2 separate regions of the Homo sapiens genome follow, and region 1 is linked to region 2. Evidence: chromatin loops called from intact Hi-C (ENCODE). Cell type or tissue: heart right ventricle. All regions are shown on one strand. Each heading gives the region's core, and the rest is flanking DNA. Links, peaks and the distances in the headings are about the cores only. Region 1 overlaps APOL3 (apolipoprotein L3). Region 2 has its middle 8.9 kb from the start of MIR6819.

Region 1 (4,390 bases), core at 113-4,112, 130 kb after region 2:
TCTTTTTCAATAAAATGTTTAAAATCCCACAGGTATACTACAGTGGAGAATGCAGGAACCACAGGCATTTTCAAAATATATGGAGTCTTCAAAGTAATGGCAAGGGAACGCTGGCCTTGAGTCAAATCCTGAGCTTCCTGCTTGCTGGGTTGGGTGGTGTCTTTCGCTGTCTGGGTCTCAATTTCTCCTTCTGTGAAATGAGAATGAGGCCTCGCAAGTGTGTCCACGGCAGGAAACGATTTTACCTCATGTCCCAGTGCATACATAAATCCATACTGCTTCCCAGTCCCTTCTCTGCAGTTCCATAATTCCCAAATCCCTGCAAACCACACATTTTTGGGGCAACTCATCTGGGCAGTAATCCTGCTGTGTACTAAGATGCTTTGTACTGATAATATTATGTATCCCATTTAAGGTGAATATTCATTGGTTTCTCTGTTGAAACATTTGTACCTTTGATTACAAGGTTGAAACATTTGTAGCGTTGACCAGTGTGGGAGTGGTCAGTGATACAGCATATGCACCCTGTGTCATATTGACACAGATTGAAAATGCTGCCATCCTAAACACATCTATATCCCAGGAATTTACATAAGGGTATATATATATACACCCTTATGTATATATATATTATATATATTTCAAATATCTTACAAAAGAATACTCACTCTTGCTGTGTTCAATACACTCTGATATTTTCAATGCTCTTTTCTTTTTAAAATGCTGCTCTTGACAAAATGAACTATTTTCATAACCCACTGATGGGTCGAAACTCAGATTTTGAAGACACTGGTGTAAAGCGTTTGACAATAGGCACATGGCAGAAGGAAGCGATCACTGGAATATTTCCCGTACATGGGGAGAAAGCATGGTGGAAAGCTCACTTTCTGGTGATTCTCAGCTGAAATAGATCGGTTCCTCCACAAAGCACCATGGCACTTCCCTGGTGAATCACTCTTCTCAGGATGCCTTAGTAAAACGCCACAGGCTGGGTGGCTCCAACAACTGATGTATTTTCTCACAGTTCTGGAGGCAAAAATTCCAAGGTGAAGGTGCCAGCAGGGTTGATGTCTGGGGAGGGCTCTGCTCCTGGCTTACAGAGGCTGCCTCAGGGCTGTGTCCTCACATGGCCTTCCCAGTGTGGGGGGTGTATGTGTGTGTGTGTGTGTGTGTGTGAGTGTGTGAGAGAGAGAGAGAGAGAGAGAAAGAGAGACAGGGAGAGAGGGCTGGAAGGCAAGAGAGACAGCGAGGGCGGGGTGGGGTGAGGAGAGAGAGAGAGATCTTCTGCCTCTTTTTTTTCTTTTAACTAGACACCAGTCCTGTAGGATTAGGGCCCTACCCTTACGACTCTCTTTAAATTAATGACTTCCTTAAAGGCTCAATCTCCAAATATAGTTACTGGGGTTTAGGGTCTCAGTATATGAATTTGGAGGGCACACAACTCAGTCTATAGCACTGATGCCTCCATCAAAAATACCCCATGTGACAGCTGGTTGAGGAGGATTAACCTCGAACCACCTTATTCTCAATGCCATTTAGGCTGTAGCACACTTTCTTCCAATCTTATGCTTTTTGTTTCCAAGTAGAAAAGAAACGCTTTACTGAAGAGGCCACCAAATACTTCCGGGAGAGAGTCAGCCCAGTGCATCTGCAAATCCTGCTGACTAACAATGAAGCCTGGAAGAGATTCGTGACTGCGGCTGAATTGCCCAGGTAACCTCCGTGGGGTTACCTCCATGGGGCGCCCCGGCTATGCCATCCTGATCTCCCCTGGGCTAGTTTTCTCTGGCAGGCACACCTCCTCCAGGCAGCCCCCTCTGCTGAACTTGAGAATGTCCCTCTCAGCAGTCCAGGAGGAATATTTCCTCCAAGTCCTTCGCTGGCAGTGAGTGACCTCAGGCTGAGGGGAGAGGAAGCCCACAAGGGCAGGGTCAGTTCTGCCATCTACTGGTGATGGGAGCTTTGCAAGCTACTTGACTACTTTCTGCCTTCCTTTCTTCATCCATTGAGCTTTATTGTGAGAAAAATAAGCTAATGCATGTAAAGTATTTAGCATAATGACTGACACATGGTAGGTGCTCCGTTAATGTTACCTTTTAAAAAGATTGCTGGGGAGAGACCAGGACCAAAAGTGTTTTTCTTTTTTTTTCTTTTTTTTTCTTTTTTTTTTTTTTTTGAGACAGAGTCTTGCTTGTCCCCCAGGCTGGAGTGCAGTGGCATGATCTCGGCCCACCGCAACCTCCGCCTCCCGGTTTCACGCCATTCTCCTGCCCCAGCCTCCCAAGTAGCTGGGACTACAGGCTCCGGCCACCGCATCCGGCTATTTTTTTTTGTATTTTTAGTACAGACGGGGTTTCATCGTGTTAGCCAGGATGGTCTTGATCTCCTGACCTCGTGATCCTCCCGCCTCGGCCTCCCAAGGTGCTGGGATTACAGGCATGAGCCGCTGCGCCCGACCAAGTGTTTTTCTTAGAGTTGGATGCCCAGCAGGACTTTCTTTGAAAAAAGCCAGAAAAATCTTGACCTGATCAATGTGTGTTCCTGGAGATGCTGTCCGGGGCCCTTTTCTTCCACCTCTGAGGAACTGCACAAACACAGCAGGATCCTCCTGCTGACACAGAACACAGAGAGGCTGGAATGGAGTTGGACAGAGCTGGGGGTGGATCTTGGCTCTGTCCCTGCACAGCTCTGGGGCTGTTGTTTTATGTCTTGGAGACTGGGACCTGCCATCTCTCCAATGCTAATAGTAGTTCAATCAGATGGGCGTGTGGTTAAAGCCTGAGAATGAACAGCAGGTCAGAGGTGGGGAACCAAGTAGCATGATGCCATCCAAAGACCCAGAGAGACGTTTCAGGGGCAGAGCCAGGGGTCAGGATGGGGCAGGGGTGGGCCTGGGTTGGAGGAGCAGCAGGAAGGCTCGGGCACCAAGGCTGGGAGTAGGGTGAGAAGAGGGAGGCACTGAGGGCATGAAAGGTAACGTGGCCATGGACTTGCAGAGGACCAGTGAGTGGGAGAGGGATATTTCTTCCCTCCCTGATTTGATCCCATCACTGATGGGCATAGTGGGCCATGGGTGACTGTTTCCCTGACAGCATGCCTGGGAACTGGGGCATTCTGAACTGCCATTTGGGACCCTCTTCTGTTCTACATAGAGTAGAGGAAGTGTTTCTTCGGGCCAGCTTGGAGAGTTGGAACAAGTGTCTGCCAACTGGGTAATTTGAAGGGTTCTCAGGAGACTCACAAGTCCCCAACCAAAGAGAAAAACACTTTCTCTATCATCTTGTCCAAATGCAGGTCTTTTCAGCATTAGTGATTTATAGAGATGATTTTCAAAGTCTCATGAGTCCATAAGAGGTTCCATGAAATTGCACATGGCATTGGCATGCACACAGGTGAAGCTGTCACCTGCTAAGGCATTAGTTTGGCTGGTGACATGTGACAGTGAGACCCTGAAGCTTGGAGGTGCCAGGTCAGGAGGCCGTCAAGTGGCTTGAGAGTTCATGTGCAGCCAGGACTAATAGCCAGGCCTTTCACTTTTCAGTCAAAGGGGGCAGTGGCTGGACCCAGTGGCCTTCAGTCAGAAGATCAAAGGGCATGTGGCATTGGAAGAGAGAACATGCCAGGCAAGGTGATCTCTTCCAGTCTGAGGTTTTATTTGATAGCTTAAGGACTCAGAGTTAGTCAAAATGCAATGTCTGAAGGCACCCTTCCTTCTGACACCAGTTGCAGATTTGAAGGTGTTTCTTAAGCCCCCACTCAGGTTTGATAATTCACTACAAAGACTTACGTAACTCACTGATAACTGTTATTGCACGATTGTGGTTTATCACAGGGAAAGAACACAGATTAAAATCAGCCTAAGGAAGAGACACACAGGGCAGAGTCTGGGAGGGTTTCAGGTGTGAAGCTTCGTTGTCCTCAGGACGCTGTGTTCTCCTGTGTGAATGTGGGACAAAACACATGGGGTGTTGCCAACCAGAGAAGCTCACCCAGTTAAGGAAAAATTCCTGTGAATCACATTAGATCAGGAAGCCTTTATTCAGGATTGTGTTACAGGGGAGGGAGACTGAGCCCAGCTCCCAATATAGTAAAGACAGAGGGGGAGTCACAGCCAACACCAGGGTGAGGAGTGGGAGATGGACCAGTTCTGACTGGAGACACCAGAATGGGGGGTTTCTGCTAAACTGGCCTAACAAGCTGCTCAACTAAAGGCAGGTAAGGAGCGGGTGAAGACCGTGATCAGACAGCAAGAATGCTCAGACAGCAAGTGGGGAGGACCCTCCCTAACTGCCTTGGGGGATTCTTGCTGAACTGGGGCAGTACAGGCCCAGCAAGCACGGGATGGGCATGGAAGGTCAGCGCCTAGAGGAGAAAAGGCTCAGAGCAGCCT
Region 2 (4,390 bases), core at 244-4,243:
AGGCGTGAGCCACCACACCTGGATTTTTTTTTTTTTTTTTCTGAGACAGAGTCCCTGTCACCCAGGCTGGAGAGCAGTGGAGCGATCTTGACTCACTGCAACCTGTGCCTCCCAGGTTCAAGTGATTCTCGTGCCTCAGCCTTCTGAGTAGCTGAGACTACAGGCGTGCACTACCACACCTGGCTAATTTTTGTATTTTTAGTTGAGATGGGGTTTTGCCATGTTGGCCAGGGTGGTCTCGAACTCCTGACCTCAGGAGATCCACCTGCCTCGGCTTCCCAAAATGCTGGGATTACAGGCATGAGCCACCACACCTGGCCGTTTCACCCCATTTGAACCTTAGTTTTCTCCTCTGGGAAGCCAAATTAATAAATGTTTTTATCACAGGGCCGTCGTTGAAGCATGTATGACTATGTGTGTGAAAATGTTCTGCAAACCAAAAAGGGCTCAGGTGCTATAATTTTTTTTCTGCAAAGGTTGGGCTTTGAAAGGACTTTAATTAAAGATTTTAACTGTAAGATATTCATAACCTAAAATTGCCTTTTTAACCATTTTTAGGTGAACAGTTTCGTGGAATTACATTCACATTGTTGCACAACCACCATCATCCACAGAACTCTTCTCTTGCAAAACTGACACTTTGTACCCAGTAAACATGAACTGCTCATTCTCCCTCCCCCAGCCCTTGACAACCAACACTCTGCTCCTTATCTTTATAAATTTGACCACCGTAAGAACCTCACATGAACGGAATCATACAGCATGTGTCCTTTTGTGACGGGCTTATTTCACTTAGCAGAATGTCCTTAAGGTTCATCCTTGTTACAGCATGGGTCAGAATTTCCTTCCTCTTTTAAGGCGGAATAATATTCCCTGTGGGTACACGTACCATTTTGCTTATCCGTTCATCTGTCAATGGACACCTGGGTTGCCTCCACCATTTGGCTATGGTGAACGATGCTGCTATGAGCATGACTGTACAAATATCTGGTCAGGTCCCTGTTTTCATGCTGTTGGGTATATTCCCAGAAGTGGAATTGAGGGATCCTATGGTAATTCTATGTTTAAGTTTTCAAAGAACCGTCATATAGTTTTCCACAGCAGCTAAGTGCTATTATTTTATTTATTTATTTATTTAGAGACAGAGTCTCGCTCTGTCACCCAGGCTGGAGTGCAGTGGTGCGCTCTCAGCTCACTGCAACCTCTGCCGCCCGGGTTGAAATGATTCTCCTGCCTCAGCCTCCCAAGTAGCTGGGACTACAGGTGCCTGCCACCACACCCGGCTAATTTCTGTATTTTTAGTAGAGACAGGGTTTCACCATGTTGGCCAGGCTGGTCTCGAACTCCTGACCTCAGGTCCTCAGGTGATCCTCCCACCTCGGCCTCCCAAAGAGCTGGGATTACAGGCGTGAGCCACCACGCCCAGCTAAGTTGCTATCATTTTTAAGGTCATGCTTTGGCACCGCAATGACTCCAGACAAGAGTCTCCTTTGTCTCTTGGCTGCTGGAGGGAAGGGGATAGAGGTTGGCGCATGTCCCTTGGTGCATGTTCCAGAGATCCTGTTGCTGTGGGTGCTCACAGCACCCTCCCTACCCTCCACTCCTCATTTCTCCTGTTTGGGATCCACTGAGCTAGATGCTTCTCCCTCTCCCTGGGCTAAAGCTTATTTGCAGCACCCTCAGTACCTACTAGCAGAGAGGCATTCAAGCTGAAATCCTGCATCTATATCAATTACTCGATTACCTATTTCAAATCTGAATCCAAAAACTACTCTGTTAACTCTGTGTATGAGTCCAGTTCTCTTAAATGTTATATGTGCATCAAAATGAAACACACATTTGTCTAGACTTCAGCAGGAAAATATGAGCTTGATTGTGTTTGTCATTTTTATACCTACTTCTGAACCTTCCTGAAGCTGACACCTGTTACTCAGGGCCCAATTTTTCCATATGAGGAAAGACAAAAAGGATTGTCCATGAGACACTGCTAGTGGCCGGGCTGTGAGTGGCCGGGACCAGTGGCTGCTCCCTCAGCCTCCTATGGGGTCCCCAGGGGCTGTGGGCATGAAACACAATTCCCTTCCCCTGCACTTTGCAGTCCTAGGCTTGTTTGTCTCCGCTAGCCACTGATGCCTTCAGAAGCCCCCATTGTCAAATGCCCAGCTTGAAGCTCGCCACCTCCTTCCAGGGTGCCTTGAAAAAGAGCAGAACAGGGCGCTGGGGTCCCTGTCATGGTGCACACAGACAATGACATCGGGCATGACCTGGCCAAGCACACCTCTCCATTGGCGGGGCAGGGCGGGGTGGGGGTGGTGGCTGTGAGGAGGGCTGTCCACACTTCCAGCTTCCACTAGGTGGTGCTGGCGATGTCACCGCACATCTTCCAAAGCAATTTCAGGGTTCATTTCCCCCTTCGAGTTGGGTTTGCCTTCTCAGTGGCCGAAATTGCATATGGACCCAAGATTTTGGCCCAAGCCCCCTCCTCTGGAGCTGCAGACATCCTGGGTGAATTTTCCTGCGGTGTTGATGGTGAAACTGAGCCCTATTCTTAGTCACTAGATCCTCGGAATCTCCAAATGGATGGTCTCTGCTCACGTCCCACGTCCCTGAAGTTAAGAGACACCTGATTCTCACCTGGATTTGAGTCTGCAGTCCCCATTCTGGTTGCTCCACTATGAGATTACGTTCAGGGAGTCTGTCGTCAACCTAAAATAACAACAGAAAGGGAGTCTCTGAAGATAACAAGTTTATTCTGGAATGAGCAGAAGGATTTGTAAATCTGGGAATACATGATGTGCCAGGACACCCCATGGTGGGACCACAGGCCGACTCAGGGAGACAAAGGAAAGCAGAGGTGGTGTTTTTTTTTTTTTTTTTTTTTTTTTTGCCCCAAGACGGAGTCTCGCTTTGTAGCCAGGCTGGAGTGCAGTGGCGCGATCTCGGCTCACTGCAACTTCCGCCTCCCGGGTTCCAGCAATTCTCCTGCCTCAGCCTCCCAAGTAGCTGGAAATACAGGCATGTGCCACCATGCCCGGCTAATTTTGTACTTTTAGTAGAGATGGGGTTTCTCCATGTTGGGCAGGCTGGTCTCGAACTCCTGACCTCAGGTGATCCATCCGCCTTAGCCTCCCAAAGTGCTGGGATTACAGGCGTGAGCCACCACGCCCGGCTGAAAGCAGAGGTTTTTAAAGCCAAAATGGGGAGAATTATGTAAGTTATTTTAAATAATGATCCCTAGGTACAAGAATTAATAACAAGGGTCACCTTAGCTCAAGGTTAAACAGACAGTTGTTGGGCAGATGTCCTCATAGAGGTGGCCTTTGTGCAGGGCTGTGATTCATTCTGCATGGTTGTGGTTTGGTGGGATCTCTTACAATAGTTCCTGTTATCCAGGAAACTGTGTGTGAGGCCCCCACTTCTTTTCTTTTTTTTTCTTTGAGACAAAGTCTCACTCTGTCTCCAGGCTGGGGTGCAGTGGTGTAATCATGGCTCACGGCAACCTCTGCCTCCCGGGTTCAAGCAATTCTCCTGCCTCAGCCTCCCGAGTAGCTGGGACTACAGGCACCCACCACGATGCCCAGCTAATTTTTGTATTTTTAGTAGAGACGGGGTTTCACCATATTGGCCAGGCCGGTCTCGAACTCCTGACCTTGTGCTCTATCCGCCTTGGCCTCCCAAAGTGCTGGGATTACAGGTGCTGGGATTACAGGCCTCCCAGAGGTGGGATCCATATCATTTAAAGGGACTACATGCTTCCCTTCCCAGCACTTCCATATCAGAGGCAGGCTTATTTCTCACTGGCACATGTTCACATTGCTCCATAACCTTCAAGGAAGGTGACACCAGAACCTAACTTGCTATTGAGGTTAGCAGTTACTAACTACTATAAACTGAATTCTGTCCTCTTAAATTAAAAAAATAAAGTAATAAGTGAGTGCAGCAGATGGTTAAGACCAATCAATTAGTACAGAGGGCTCTACTTACCCCTTCCCAATCAATCAATCAATTAGTACAGACGGCTCCACTTACCCAAATTAAGAGCAATTAGTCCCAATTTTAGCTTTTTCTTTTTTCTTTTTTTTTTTTTTTTTGAGACGGAGTCTCCCTCTGTCACCCAGGCTGGAGTGCAGTGGCGCGATCTTGGCTCACTGCAACCTCCACCTCCCTGGCTTAAGCGATTCTCCTGCCTCAGCCTCCCGAGTAACTGGGATTACAGGCACATGCCACTGTGCCCAGCTAATTTTTGTACTTTTAGTAGAGACGGGGTTTCACCATGTTGCCCAGGCTGGTCTTGAACTCCTGACCTCAGGTGATCCACCCACCTCAGCCTCCCAAAGTGCTGGGATTACAGGTGTGAGCCACCACGCCCGGCCCTAGCTTTTTCTTTAGG

The links. Peaks named below come from ENCODE experiments on the same cell type or tissue, not always from the same donor. Only the 100,000 strongest peaks of a DNase experiment are listed, where the experiment ranks them.
Region 1: a loop joins it to region 2, with 5 times the contacts of the local background. A loop is called at or near these places in 29 of 110 quality-filtered maps.

Annotation. Positions count from the first base shown.
Region 1 is chr22:36,142,796-36,147,185 of GRCh38, reverse strand. It overlaps APOL3 (apolipoprotein L3), which reads left to right. Exons shown (of 4, transcript NM_145639.2): 3 at 1,587-1,713. Among named protein-coding and RNA genes, the nearest start is that of APOL3, 16 kb to the left of the region's middle. In heart right ventricle, for the core only: a CTCF peak has its summit at 1,944 (motif pointing left); a DNase peak (open chromatin) is centred at 1,855; H3K27ac peaks cover 1,801 bases.
Region 2 is chr22:36,275,798-36,280,187 of GRCh38, reverse strand. No RefSeq gene overlaps it. Among named protein-coding and RNA genes, the nearest start is that of MIR6819, 8.9 kb to the left of the region's middle. In heart right ventricle, for the core only: CTCF peaks have their summits at 2,163 and 2,368 (motif pointing right); a DNase peak (open chromatin) is centred at 2,368; H3K27ac peaks cover 1,005 bases.